Linked DNA regions of Homo sapiens: region 1 is linked to region 2. The links are chromatin loops, found by intact Hi-C in ENCODE. Cell type or tissue: adrenal gland. All regions are shown on one strand.

Region 1 (8,000 bases), 91 kb before region 2:
TTGCTCAGGCAGCCGCCTTAGGGATAATGAGTAGAAATCGAATTTTTAGTAAGGTACCTCTGTATGTATTAATATCATATTTTAAATTTTCCTTACTATAACCCCTATTTTATTTCATCACTTCCTTTATAATGAGAATAACTGCCTTTTACCTTGTCCCCTACATCCACACACATATTTATAGAGTTATTTATCCCCTAAGTCCTCTTAACCCAAGACTGAACATGTGAAATTCACTTCCCTCTTCCTCAAGGGTCTTGTTTTTGAAACATTTCATCATTTTGTTGCTTTCCACTGTGCTTCCCTGAGTATCTTACCATGGGGGAATTTATTTCAAATTGCATCACTCACGGAAGACAATTCTAGGGAAAAAAATGTCAGGTCAACACTGAAGGCTCACTTGATCCTTCACATCTTCAAGTGGCCTTGCTCTTATTAATGGATTGTCGTGAATGATCTTTTACAATTTTGCCCCAAAGGTCAAGAAGAGAAAATTCAATAAGTAGTAAAACACTATAAGTGGAAATCACTACGTATGTTTGCATTAAGCCAGATGTTTAATAGATAAATGTCAGATGAAGAAAAACTCAAGAATATTATAGGTAGATTCCACTGTAATCTTTTTACCACATTTGCACCAAGATTGGTTCTCAAGTATAAAATCAAAATGAAAAACAGCAAACATCACTTGCTCAGAGCAAAAGACACATTTAATAATAAACATCAAGGAGGTTTCACAATAAAGTCAATGGCAATATCTCAGGACTGAAGGTAAAAAGACTTTCATACTGTGTTCAGTATCCTACAATGGCTTTGTATTCGCTACGTGGCCTTAGGCAAATTACTTAAAATTTCTGAGTGTCAGTTACTTCATCTGTAAAATAAGAGGCAATAGGATTGGCCTATTATTTTAAGGATTGACTGACACATGGATATAACACTATATCTGGGACACAGTGGGTACTCAATCAGTGGTTATGTCATTATCATTACCATAAGTCTTTTCTAACATGTGAGAAGGTGCATAGTACAGTATGAGGTAGATAGTGCCTACGTATTTTCCTAAACTATGAAATCTTTGCCCTTTGCCTTCACATGCTTCATGCAGCCTTTTAACATACAGGTGAAAAAGCTAATGAGTAATGAAGTGAATTTAAAAAACAAGGTGTTTGAGAGGATGCAGCCAGGATGCCCATTTTATTGTCATCTCAAAGTTTAAAAACTTAGTGTTAGGAAAATGCATTTGACATTGGAATCAGGGCATCTCTTGCTTCAAGTAGAATTCTGTGTGTGTTGGGCCTTTATAGAGCTCTTGAGGATCTTATTATAAGATGACATCATCTTTATCTTGCTTCCACAGACAACTCCTACAATGCTGTTTTCTGAGGCTCCAGAGTATAATCTATGCATTTTCTGCCTGCCAAGAAATTCAGCTCTTTCCTCCCTCAAGTTGCTCAATAACTAAATTGATGATTCTACTAATTTGGGCACCACCCTGTGTCTTTATTAGGACCTGCTCTCCATCGCATGTCTTAAAAGTATTGAAAAAGTCATAAGGGGTTGACATTGGAAACCACACTGTCTTGTTCCATACTACATTCTAAACATTTGCTGTCAAGGTTAAAGAGAAACTAATGAGAAATCTAAAACTCAGGGGAAAAGGCTTTCAAAAGACCTGAATCATTAGGGTACTCTGTTTAAAGCCCCATCTTTTGTTCATAATAAAAATTAGACCTTTTTTTGTCACGTTACAGAAACAATACATGTTCACTGTAGAAAACTAAATGCAGATAAGACAAAAGAAGGTAAAAACACCAATAATTTTACACACAAGTTGGGAATCCATGATTAACCTTAGGGGTGATTTATGTACATCATATATATATAAATTTATGGCCACTCTGCTTTGGGGTAAGTTGTTCTGTAGCAATAGACAGCTGGAACAAGTAGCAAGCAAGTTTCTATTATGTTGGTGTTTTAGTCAAGAATCTACTGAGGAACTGAACCAATAGGATACACACACATATGCATGCACACACACATATAGCTATAGCAGGGGGATTTATTATAAAGAACTGGCTCACAGGATTATGAAGACTGAGAAGTCCCACGATTTGCCCTCTCCAAGCTGGAGACCTAGGAAAGTTGGTGGTATAATTCATCTGTGCCCAAACGCCTGAGAACTGGGGAGCCAGTGGTGTAAATCCAAGTCTAAGAGCTGGAGATGACATGAGATGTACCAGCTCAAGAAGTGAGGCAGCAATCATGTGTGCATATGTGTGTCTTTAGGAGTACTGTATATATCAAGATAAAAGGGGCATTAACGAGTACTATCCAAGTGTGGCCATTTTCCCATTTGGGGAGAAGGTCAAGAAAGAGATGAACAAGTACCTTTCCCTAGGTTGGATGGATGTAGAGGACTTGAGCTATCAGGCTCTGCTTTTGCAGATTTCCTGTCTGCACTGCAGTCTCTGTGTGACAACTCACAATGGTTACAGTCTACTGTATATAACAGCCTTGCAGTTAAGGGAGGAGACCACCCCGATATTGTCTTATGCCCAATTTCTGCCTCCGAAGAAAAAAAGAAGTAAAAACTAAAAGGCAGAAATGAAACCCACAGGCAGACAGCCCGGCGCCACACCCTGGGGCTAGTAGTTAAAGATCAACCCCTGACCTAATCGGTTATGCTATCTATAGATTACAGACATTGTATGGAAAAATCCCTGTCCTGTTCTGTTCCATTCTAATTACCGGTGCAGGTGCATGCAGCCCCCAGTCATGTACCCCCTGCTTGCTCAATCAATCATGACCCTCTCACACGGACCCCCTTAGAGTTGTAAGCCCTTAAAAGGGACAGGAATTGCTCACTCGGGGAGCTCAGTTTTTGGAGACGTGAGTCTGTCAATGCTCCCAGCTGAATAAAGCCCTTTCCTTCTACAGTTCGGTGTCTAAGGAGTTCTTGTCTGCGGCTCGTCCTGCTACACAGTAAGTGGTGCCTTGGAGGAATGATGAGAGCCATGAAAGGAGAAAAGCTTTGGTTCCACCAATTCTCCTCCAAGGAACAATGGTAGTAACAGTAGCACAACTAGCAAAGGTGTTTTTCCCAGAGCTCCAAAAGCTCACCAGCAAAGAGACTCCACGGCAGAGCAGAAAGCAGCGATCAGTGGTCAGGAAAGAGCAGAGGTGCTGTGTGCAGCATGTTGGATGAAGGCAAAGATGTGAGAAAACATTCTCGTTTTTTGAAAAGAAAAACACAGAAGGGAAGTCATATTGTGAAGATGTAAAGAGAAGCTAAATCCTCTTATTGTCTGAATAAAGCATAGCCACAGACTATGGCCTAACTAGGTGGCCAGCACCAGCGTTTCACATACATTTTTAACTTAAAATTCAACTGCTTTCTGAAAATTTAAGTGGCTGTTCTATAGTACTGTGGTACACTGTTTACAAAGACAGCCACCATCAATCCTTTCCCTCCCTGTAAGCTCATGCTGTGTCATGGATCAGAAGGTAGAGTCTTTTTCCTCTCCCCTTAAACCTGAGTGGCTTTGTGACTTGCCTTGACCAATAGAATGCAGTGGAAGCGACACTGTGGCAATTTGGGTACCTACTACCCCTAGACAAAGACTACCAGGAGCATCACCTGTAGTCAGACAACATTGGGTTATTGACTAGCTGTAGTGAGGGGGAATGTGCACCAGGGGGCGCTGTGCAGTGTCTCGGTGAGAGGGTGTTACGTGGAGAGCTTGGGCTTGTGGTAGGCGATTTGGAGAGTTCAAGGAAGTGTGTCCTTTTTTCTGGAATGGATGCTGTCAGGCAGTGGGAGCAATTCTGTGATTGAGTATCTTAATTTTTATCTAGAAGGCAGAAAGAATGGAATGAGACACATTATAATTGGTAAAGAGGCAGTAGTCATTCATATGAGTCATAATGTTCTTGTTTTTATCTGTATTTGGACATGATTATGGAGTGATCTTTGTTCCAGCTTGGTCACAGAATAACTTTGTCTGATGTCATTCTTCAGTAGAAATGTTTGTGTTTACTAGAAAAAACAAACAAACAAAAACATGATCTAGTAGTGAGTACAAGGACAGCTCCAAGTAACACCACCGTTTAGCTGATAGTACCCAGCCAGCATTCCATGTCAAGATTGTTTCTCTTTTGTAAGAGCATAAACTTTAACAGGACTGACAACCTCCAATTTCACTTGGGATAAGCCAGCCACAGTGTAAAAAGTCCAACTATTTTGAGACCACCATGCTAGGAAGAAGCTCACACTAGCTATATGGATAAATCATGCCAAAGAAAACCATGAATCCCAGCTGAAAACAAAAACTAAGTTGCCAATCAAATGGCTGTTGTCAAGCCATCCCAGCAACCCCCTTTTGAGCTATCTCAGCTGACACTTTAGCTATCACAGAGCAGAGAGAAACAAGCTCTCCTTGATATGGCTTAATGAAATTCCTGGTCCACAGAATCCTGAGAAATAAAATGGCTATTGTTTATGGCCGCTATACTCTGGGGTAAATTATTCTACAGCGATAGATAGCTGAAACAAGTAGCAAGTAAGTTTATATCATTGTATTAGCCTGTTTTTACACTGCTATAAGGAATACCTGAGACTGGGTAATTTATGAATGAAAGAGGTTTAATTGACTCACAGTTCCAGATGGCTGGGGAGGCCTCAGGAAACTTACAATCATGGCAGAAGGCAATGGGTAAGCAAGGCATGTCTCCCCACAGTGGCAAGAGAGAGCATGAAGGAGGAACTGCCAAACACGTAAAAAACTATTAGATCTCATGAGAACTCACTATCATGAGAACAGCATGGGGAAAACCGCCCCCATGATCCAACCACCTCCCACCAGGTCCCTCCCTTGACACCTGGGGATTATAATTCGAGATGAGATTTGGGTGGGGACATAAAGCCAAATCATTTCCATCATGCTGGTGTATTACTCAAGAATCTTCAGAGAAACAAAACCAATAGGACACACACAAACACACACACAAACATATAGTGAAAGGATTTATTGTAAAGAATTGGCTCACCGATTATGAAGGCTCAGAAGTCCCACAATCTGCCCTCCCTAAGCTGAAGACTTAGGAAAGTTGGTGTAATTCATCTGTGCCCACAGGCCTGAGAACCAGGGAGCCAATTGTATAAACCCAAGTCTAAGGGCAGGATATAAGATGAGATGCACCAGCTCAAGAAGTGAAACGGGAAAAAAAGGGAGGGAGGCAGATTCCTCCTTCCTCTGCCTTTTGTTCTATTCAGGGCCTCAACAGATTGGATGACACCAGCCCTCCTTGGGGAAGGTAATCTGCTTTACTGGATCCACCAAGTCAGATGCTAATCTCTTCTAGAAACATTCTCAAAAGCCCAGAAATAATTTTTATCTCAGCACCTTGTGATCCAGTCAAGTTGACACATAAAATTAACCATCACAGCTGGTAAGATAGGCCTTGCTTAATTCAAAACTAAAGTGTTGGACACTGCAATCATCATTTAAAATTATGAAAAGATTCATCACAGGTTAATGCAAATAATCATCCCCTCCTCTTTATACCATAAGAGCAAATGTCAGTATATTATATGTCTGGGGAAGAGTATATCCTTATATTAATAACCTAACTTTATACCTCTGAAGATGTATATAAAGCCAAGCCAAAAAGCCTCCTAGCAACCTGTGTGAAATCACCCACACATCCCAAACTGTCAAGCCTAGGTTATCTCCAGGGTTGCTGTGGGGTTCTCTGATTCAGTCCAGACCAGCCCGAGGAGGAAGTTCTGAAGACTTCTAGAGAACATGCAAGAAATTGGAGCCAATATTTAGACCCATTCCAAGCAGGCCTGTTAGGATTGGGCCATCCCCAGAGCTGAGCCTGACCTCCAGCTCTGACCTGGAAGTGTCAGTGTCCAGTGGGCTTGACTCAGGTCAGAGCACATTGATCACATCAGAACAGCCACCCCATCCTACTTGAGAAGCCCTTCCTAGGGCCTCAGGAGAGAATGCATTCTCAATAGTCTTTAATTTCAGCACCAGCCCACCATAGCAGCCAACAGAGAACCATGGGGTCTCCAGTAAACCATCAGCTGGAGTGTTGGTTAAATTCTGGGGATAGCTGAGTTCTGTTGCAGCAGAAATAATGGAAAAAAACACCAGTATATTTCTCAATACTATGTTTTATTTATGACAGGAGCTTTTGCCCTTTGGACAAACTAAGTTATACAATAGCAAAAATGTGAAATAGGACACATTTCTAACACTTTTTTTTTTTGCCATTTCTTTGCTTCCCTTCATCCTTTCTGGGCTCTAGCACCAACTCTGTCATAGCATTAGCTCTACAAGGGCTTGCTCCCATGGTGGCGAGAGAGAGAGAGAGACAGCGAAGGCTTTGCCTACATGCTGTAGTTTAGCCTAGTCCAGTAGAAAAATAATGCAAGCTGCATATGGAATTTTAGATCTTCTAGTAGCCAAATTAAACTAAAAACAACAGATATAATTCATTTGAACACTGATATGGTTTGGCTCTGTGTCCCCACCCAAATCTCATCTTGTAGCTCCCATAATTTCCACATGTTGTGGGAGGGACCCAGTGGGAGATGATTGAATCAGGGGGCAGGTCTTCCCCGTGCTGTTCTCATGAAAGTGAATGGATCTCATGAGGTCTGATGGTTTTAAAAATGAGACTTCCCCTGCACAAGCCCTCTTCTCTTGTCTGCCACCATGTGAGACATGCCTTTCACCTTCCACCATGATTGTGAGGCCTCCCCAGCCATATGGAACTGTAAGTCCATTAAACCTCTTTCTTTTGTAATTTGCCCAGTCTAGGGTATGTCTTTATCAGCAGTGTGGAAACAGACTAATGCAAATACTGTTTATATAACTATGTCCAAAATTTTATCACTTCAACATCTAATCAATGTAAAACATTTAATAAAATATTTCACGTTTTGGGTTGTTGTTATAGAAATCCAACGTGTGTTTTACAACCACGTACAGCACATCTCAATTCAAACTATGACACATGCCAAGTCTTCAGTTGCCATACGTAACCATGACTACCATTTTGGACAGAACCTCTCTACTTAATTGTTACTTCTCTATCTAGTCTTCCATTTTTTGAATGATTAGCTAGTTACTCTGTCCAATGAATTAATCCAACAATGAAATAGATTCACCTTCAATGCAATACATTGGTATTAACAGGGGTATAGAATGCCTTGATAAAAATGTTCAGGATTATGGCAATCCATCAAATGCCTCTAGCGTTCTTCAAATCACACAGACGGCCTCCTATGCCTTCAGATGATATCATTGTGAAGGTAAAAATAAAAAGCCTGAGGAAAAAAAATTACAGAGCACAGAACTGATCCTAATTTGGCATAAAGTTGAGGTAATTTCCATTTCTAGGAGAATTTTTAGAGTAATAGGTAAATACATCCCTGAGAAAAAAAGAGGACAACCTTTCTGGGTCATAACAATGATGTACATTCTCACTTTTCTGAAAACTTATCTTAGCAGGAAAAAAAAAATCCTTAGGAAATTCTCCAGAGCAAAATGGTAATCAGCTGTTAAAAGCATAAATTAAAGAAGTCAAACTGAAAAGTATGGAAGGTGTCATATGGTTGTGAAAAGAGCATGGATTCCAGAATCAGACAGACCTGAATTCACAGTGTGAGTCATACGAAGATATCATATGGTTGTGAAAAGAGCACAGATTCTGGAATCAGATGGGCATAGATTTATGCTGTGAACTTGGGCAGATGCCTCCTTGGTACCAGATTCCAAGGGGAATTGGAGGGAATTGTGGGGAATGCCATTTCCCTTGCAACGTTACAGGGATTTAAATACGCCTGATACCATATGGGACCCTGAGTAGACAATACGTATTTACCTCCATATTATTTGAGTGAACGTCAATAATCTTTCTGATATAAATGCTGCTGAATTGGTCTGTGAAAACCTTAAGAATGAGACAAGTAAGCCATATTGCAT
Region 2 (8,000 bases):
TCATGCCTGTAATCCCAGCACTTTGGGAGGCCAAGGCGGGCGGATCACATGAGGTCAGAAGTTCGAGCCCAGCCTGACCAACATGGTGAAACCCCATCTCTACTAAAAATACAAAACTTAGCCAGGCATGGTGGTACATACCTGTAATCCCAGCTACTCAGGAGGCTGAGGCAGGAGAATCACTTGAACCCGGGAAGCGGAGGTTGCAGTGAGCTGAGATGGAGCCAATGCATTCCAGCCTGGGTGACAGAGCGAGACTCTGTCAAAAAAAAAAAGAAAGAAAGAAATTAGATAGCACATATGAAGTGCTTAGCCTAGCCCATTGTATGCCCACAGAAGACCCTATTTTGTAGATAGAAAAACTGAAGTTCAGAGAAGTTAAGTGATTTACCCAAGGACATATGACTGCTAAGCACAACCAGGACTAAAACCCAAGTCTTCTAAATCCCAGGACCGCACTCTTCACTATAATATCTTGTCTCTCCCTTTCCTTTCATAATCATGATTCTTTCGTGCTCTGGGTTTAAATCAAGCTGAATCTTTTTGTCCTTTAAGCAATTATAAATGTAATTCCTCGTGCCATGCCCACTCCAGTCATTCAGTAAAGATTACAGTTTCTATAAACCACAAAGTCTTCTTGTCCAAATTCTTTTACGAGAACCTTTATCCCAAGAAGTAACTCATCTTACTGCCTAACAGCAAAGCAGTTCTGTCAAGATAATACCTTCCCTAAATAAAACACCAAGGACATTTAAAGATAGAAGACACAGCAGCCCCCACCAGCAGCCACCAAACTGCTGACTCCCCCAAGTCTACCGTGTTTTGTTCCTGGGTTATCTTTGCTTAGTGAGACAGACCCTAATAGCTTACAGTTATTGTAAATAAATAAACTGAGTGCCCTGTAGATTGCAAAGCTGCCTTGGGACCTCACTTCTGCCTCATTATATTTGTTGCATTTATCCAACCATCTCAGAAAGTGGTTCTCCTTAAAATTATGGGATGCAGAATAAAAAACCCATCAGGATTTAATGACCATATTTCAGTGTCTGATTCCTTAAAGGAACTTGGCTTTTTCAGCATTTTTGCAATCATTCGAACTAGGAGGAGATTGAAAAGGTAGAGCAAGTTTTGTTTTTTTAAAAAAACTACCACAAACCATCCTTCAACATTAAACTATTGATAGGGAGAATGGAGAAGGGATGGACAGCCATGAGTGAGGAGGTTTGGAGAATATTTAAAAAGACAATCTCTCAGTCTAATAAAATACAATTAACTGAATTTCGTGAAGGCTTCTATAAAAAATACACAAAGCATCAATATTAGGCATAAAACCCAAAAGTGGGTTGTTATCTCTAAACCAGAGAAAGCATTTCATTAGTCTGGAGGATTTTATACTCCCGTTGGGAAAATTGCTTTTCCTTCACTCCCCTCTTTTGCTGACTACAGAAACTCAATTGAAAAGTCAATCATCAAAGTCACTTAGCAAATGTCAAAAGGTGCTGCCTCTTTCTAAATATATTTGCTTCCTGGTGGAAAATTCAGGCCCTAGAAACCCCGGCACCTTTCCTCCATGTTGGCTCACAATTTTCCATCATTGTGCCGTTTTTTACTCTTTACGGTTTGTTGTTGTCGTTTGTCTATTTTTGTTGTTGTTGGAAACAGAAAGCCCATTTTATAAGGTTGTGGGCAACAGCTTTTCTCTTTAACATTTCAGTGTTCTTTCACAGTCACTGCACCCGTAAGAGCACCCATTGCCCAGGTTATAAACAAGCATCACACTCCAAACCCACTCATGGCAGCAAGAAAGGCCTTCTCACATTTTATCCTTGGACATGCCTGTTGCTTAATTTACACTCTGCCCGGTAACAATGGTGGTTTCGTTTAAGACCTTACCAACCACAGATCAACAAGGCGTACCCCCTCCTTCTTCAACTCACTAAAACACAAGTCGAGCAGATACACACAGTGCACAAAGGCCCTGGGAGCAGAATTTGAAGATCAGGCACAAACAGTCCAAGCGGGAGCTTATAGAAGCATCTGAAAACCTTGAGTCATAAATGACTGAACTGGAAAGAGCATGATATAAGAGTACTGTCTGGGTACCAAACCAGGCTTCTAGTCAACAGTAGCCACAGTAAAATGGCAATTTACTGGACCTCTGATGTGCACTTGATATATGCTTTACCACTCTACCTCTGGATTCTCTTTTTACTGGCTAGCTATGTAAGCTGGGGCAGACTGCCTCTTTTTTGAACATAGGGTTGTGAAATTCATATATGATATATCTGAACATGCTTTATTAACCAAGTACTTTAAAAAGGAAAGAATTACCTTGCCAAATCTAGGAGGGTGACTTGTGCTGCTGGTTGTCCAGTCTGTGTGTATATTCAATTATCTAACTAATAAATTAACCAGATTGACTGTCTACAATTTCTCATTTACTCTATCTTGGCTATGTGGATGTGTCCTAAAGATGACAGATGGTGACAATAGCAGACAGCTGCAGTGGGGACCTGGTTCCCTCGTGAACATGGCTGGCTTCAGTCTTCTCTGAATAATCCTTAAACTTGGAAAGTCAACACTGTTGCTTTCCAGCCCAAACTTTTTGGCTGTTTGTAGACCACCCAGCTATTTTCAAAAGAACTTTCCATAATCCATAGGATAGATATCTCAACCTTGAAAGGACTTGTGAAGAATTTACTTTGTACTAAGGTGTGCACTTCATTTATGAGTCATAATATATTCCACTAGAGTGCAACCTCCATCAAAGTCTTGTTCTGCGTTCCCGACAGCTCACACATGACCTGCACTCAGTAAAAACATAATTATTTAACATATTGCATCCATGAAATATCAAAAATTGGGGGTTGTCACTAATATTAAATTATAGAAGAAGAAACTGCTGACTGCCTATAACTGAGTGAAAATCATGATAGAAGAATAATTAGTAGGATCACAGCCGTGCGGCTGATGATTTAGATTACAGCCATTTAATAAGTAAACATTCCCTGCCCTTTGAAGAATGCAGTTTTAGTTTAGCCAGGCAAAAGCTGAGATAGGCCAAGAAGAGGTGATGGTAGACAACAAAGGGCTTTCAGCTGTACATTAAACCTGCTTAAATCACATACGATTTAAGTAACGATAGTAAGAATTATAGTAAGAATGGCAGTATGATACTGTATACAATAGTATTCAGAATTCTATATTAGTTTTATATACACCTATATAGAGAGAGATATATATTCTGTAGTTTAGAATTCCTTAATAATAGATCTGTATCCATAAAATCTTTTGACTTCCAATCTCCATTCAGTGTAATAAATCCTCTTTTCTGTGCCTGAGAATGTGGGATACTTTAATCGTAGTCATGCTGCCATCTAGTGGACATATCTTAGACCTGAGGGTCTTCTGTCTTCTGGAAATTGTCAGGAAAGAATTAGAAGTTTTAAGGTTCATGTCTGACATCTATTTTTCTGTAGGAGACTAATTTTTTGAATACCTCTATAGATTTCTCTTAGTTTGGATCAGAGTATTTTTCACACTATTCCTCCTGTCTTAGTAGAAAGATATTTTCAAATGTGTCAGTCACACTCAGTGAGCTGAAAGAGAATTTCTGTTTTCTGCTTTTGTTTAAAAATGAGAAGAGTGTGACAAGAGAAAATGTGTCCCCCTGGAAAGAAGTGCCATCAGACCAGCAATAGCCTGCCTCCTTTTTTTAGATCCATGCTGTATATCTTTGAGGGACGAGGCCTCAAACAGACACACTGACAGGTCACTTCGTTTTGTTTTTTTCTTTCTGTTGTTTTCCTGAGACAATTATGAACACCCCTGTGTGACAAACACACTCCTATTTGAACAGCGACATTTTACTTTAGTCCTTCACCAGCAAGTGCGACAGAGGAAATGAAGGACAAAGCAAAGAATCTGGCTTCTTTCTCGGCTGTGAGGCCTGAATGAGTCACTTCTTTTCTCTGACCTCGGTTTCTCCCTCTGCTCAATGAATAGCGGCATTAGGCAATCTTTAAAGCACCTCCTTGCCCAAAAGCACATTAAGATATATCATATGTGAGTTAAACACCCTATAAACAAAGCCCATACTATGCAAAGCACGTGCAAACAAAATACAATTGCAAGATTTCCCTCATTTTACCCTTCTCTGTTGGTTATCAGGTCCTCAATGCTATCTGAAAAGTCCCGGAGAGAAGGGTTGCCTCTGTCTATTCAGTGGGCAGTTGACACGTAGGATTCATAATTCTGAGCCCTTCATTCACTGGAGGGCATGGATCTTAATTTTGGAGGGCACATTGGAATCACCTGGAGAGCTTTTAAAATACTGACGTTTGGGATCCACCCAGATTTAATTGGTAGGGGGTGCTTCTGGGACTTTGAAGTAGTCTTAAAGTTCTCCAAGTGATTGCAATTTGCAGTAAAGCTTGAGGCCCACTGGTCTACAGAAAATAAAACACAGAAGCCTTAGATAATGAAATGAATCTTTCCAGGGAAGAGCAGGAGAGCAAGGCACCGGCACCGAGTCGCTCATCCTCATATGACCCGCTTCTGGCTTCCTTTAACCCTTTTGCTTCCACGGGTAAATTTCAAACACTGTTACTTGGTTTCTTAATCTATCTGCATGTGCTCCACTAACTCGTTTTTTGCTAAAGGAGGAAAAATAGAAGCTAAAGGGAATATTAAATTCTCCTTGCTAAAGGCTTTTTAAGTGCCATAGATATTTTAAAGAGAAAAGGGAATTTAGAGATCATCTATTCCAAGTCCTTGATTTGACAGGCAAAGACATAAACCAGGAAAGATCAATAGCTGGATATGGGCTATGATATGCTCTGTATAAGCAGGACTCCTTGCTACCACTTTTACGTACATCATATCATTAACTCTTCACTATAGTCTTACAAGATGGTCATTTTACAACCATGTGGAGATTTCATGAGATTAAGCCAACACTGGTAACTGGAAACCTGAACTTGAATCTAGGCCCTTCCAGCTCCTCTGTACATGCAAAGTCCTGGTCCCACAGGTCATGGATGGCCAGGTGAGACCAGAAGACTACAAGCTTACAAAATAGCTATCATTTTTTGAGAACGTACTAGATACCAGACTTGAGCTCAGCACTCTGCATGCATTATCTCATTTAACCCAAACAATAATACTCATAGGATTAATTAACCTACCTACTTTTACACACAAGCAATCTGCAGCCCAGAGAGGTAATTTGCCCAAGATCAGAGAGCTAACAAGAAACAGAGCTGAGGGCCTGTTCAGCCTTCAAAGCCCATGGAGGAATTTTCCCTTATATTATATGACTCATTCCTAACACAGCCAAGCCCATAGGGAGTATCAGTAACACAAAAGTTTGGTAAAGTTTTCTTCCTCATTTCGCAGTGCAAGCATGCCCAAATACTTCATTTGGGTAATTTATATTAGTGGAAAGCGCTTAAAATCAGATTACACTTTTCTCTTTGCCTATCTCTAAAATGCATTTAATAGGCCACAGGTAAACTATGTGATACTTATTAAAATGTACTTTTAGTGCATTCTAAATAGCTGTGATAGCTTCACTGTGAATTTTAAATTTGCACTGCATTTATTTTTACTCTGGAAATACAATTTATATGATTCTTCCCTAATATATTTCTTACCTGATTTGTATTTGATGGCTCAGTCTCAGCAACTGATACATACTAATGATGATATATACTACAGTGGACTAGGGAAAGGGTAGTGTCGATCCCCTCCAAACAGAACATGGGGTGTGATAAGATTAATTCACTTCTGCAAAGCCTTTTAAGGCTCAGAAAAGCACTGTACTAGTGTTTTGTTGTTTAGCATTTCAGAAACTTACATGAAGATAGAATATGTCTTATACAACTAGTGTCCTAGTACTTTTATGTAAACCAAGTTGCTTCATTAAATTACACTTTTAATGTCCTAAGTGAAAATCCTATTGAAAGGGCCAGATATCCCAAGCCATTGCATAAAACCACACACTTACCTCTTACCATTTTGTCTGCTAAAATTAGATTAAAGTGTCTCTGATAAAGGAAGAGATGAAAAGTTGTCATAAAATGGCAACTGGAGAGGAATAAAGGCAAAGGAACAATCTGGATTATTTGCTTTGTTGAGAGTGGAGAACAGCTATGGTTGGATAAAAATCTATTAGCCTCAGGCATGTGTGTTTTACCAAGAGTTAATGGAGCTTGCAGAATGTGTAACCAGCATCACCATGCCCTTTATGATCTAGATAAGATTGGCTCTAACTCCCATTTCATCTCAGCTCCCCCCCCAGAAGATTTCTGTGTATTCATGCCTTTCTACTGCCTCTGATTTAAAATCCTGCTTCTGCAAAATTCACTCTATTTCTGTATTATCTCCTCATCCATTCCCTGTTCTGCACTGCAGCGACCCTCCTAAGGAGAAGCTCAGGTCTCTCCATCTACACAAACCATTCTCTGTCTTTCTGTTTCTGTCTCTGTCTCTTTCTGTGTGTCTCCCTCTCTCTCACACACACATACACATATTCACCACATGTATACACACATGCTTACATTCACACACATCCATGCACACATACGTGTACACATACACATGCACATCACTTACAGAAGCTGTGCATTTGGGTGAGAATTTCAGAAAACTGCAAGAGGTGGAACAGTTACATGACTAAAATGCAGGTCCTTCAAATTGACCATTTATCATCTCCAGGCACATTCCTTGGCCCTCCTTTCCACTAACAGGAGCACTTCACTAGCCTCTGGCCACCACACTAGCTCCTCTCTCTTTTCTCCATGTTCCTAACACTCAAGATCTAATGCACAACAATTTTGAAATTCCTTTGGTTGTCTTAACTCCTGCAAGCCCTCAGTTCTCCCCGTCACATCCCCAAATGACTTGTCAAGATACTTTCCTAAAATAGTTCCCATCTTGAGAATAATTCTGGTAGCAGGTGTGAAAATAGTACATTATTCTACCACCTACAAAACTCTTTCTTCCCTACCTACTTTTTTTGCGACTGGATGTCTAGTAGCTAGGACAATAAACAAATACTGTACTCTGTTTTGATAAAGCCCAGTAACAAAAATGATCATTAAATAATTTTAAAAACAATCCATCTTTATGAGCATCTCCCTAATCTAAATACTTTCCTGGTCTGAGCTGTGTTGAACACACACAGGGCATACCTGTATATTCTCTGGCTTGGAACCCAAACCATCTAGAGGCCCCATCAATTCTGTGGCTCTCAGTTGTACTCAGGGACAGCCGATCATCCACCAACCACAAGATTTGAAGCCTAGAGCACAGATAGATGTTCAATAATCCAAGAAGACCATTGACAGGAGGTGCCAAGAGCATAAGTACACGTCAAAACAGGGGCCTGCCGAAAACTGTCCTTGGCGGGAACTGGAGAAAGCCAAGCCAAATGGTGGGGATTTCAAGATAATTCAGCAGAAGTGGCATGGAGGGAACAGCTGGAGTGTCACTTTCAAACTTTCATGTCTCACACCAACACCCAAATCGAATAGGGCAGGAAAAAATAGAACAAAGTCATCAGCAGATGCAAGCCCAAAGAGCTAAATGTCATCTTTGCTGTGGCAAAAAGAGAAGAGAGGAAGAAGGGGATGGATTTCCTGGATCCATAATCTTAAACATGGGGCCAATTCTGGGTTAAAAACACTCAAGGTGATGCGCAAAAAAAGCCTGCTGCCTCCATCACCACCGTCTTCTGCTTTGATCTTTCCTTGGCCAGGCCATTCTCTCTCGCCTCTGCCCACTCTCCTCTCACCCCACATTTGCCCATAAATACACATACTCACACGCTCATGGAAGACCAGTCCTGTAACTTTTACCTCCATATGAAAGCCACGATGCTTCCTACACCTCTCAGGCGTACCTGTGCTTTTACCCTGTGAGAGGAAAAATGCCATATTGGCAGACACTTCAAGATTTCATCCCTCCTTCCCAGGGAATAGGGTAAAGGGATGTGCAGG

The links. A loop is a pair of places that touch in the nucleus more often than their neighbours do. Peaks named below come from ENCODE experiments on the same cell type or tissue, not always from the same donor. Only the 100,000 strongest peaks of a DNase experiment are listed, where the experiment ranks them.
Region 1: it touches region 2 in a loop (4-fold over the local background); 51 of 110 quality-filtered maps call a loop at or near these places.

What each region holds. Positions count from the first base shown.
Region 1 is chr14:87,801,725-87,809,724 of GRCh38, forward strand. No RefSeq gene overlaps it. Among named protein-coding and RNA genes, the nearest start is that of LINC02330, 150 kb to the left of the region's middle. In adrenal gland, a CTCF peak has its summit at 3,697 (motif pointing right); a DNase peak (open chromatin) is centred at 3,687.
Region 2 is chr14:87,893,215-87,901,214 of GRCh38, forward strand. No RefSeq gene overlaps it. Among named protein-coding and RNA genes, the nearest start is that of GALC, 96 kb to the right of the region's middle. In adrenal gland, CTCF peaks have their summits at 3,403 (motif pointing left) and 3,603; no DNase peak of the experiment used is centred here; H3K27ac peaks cover 779 bases.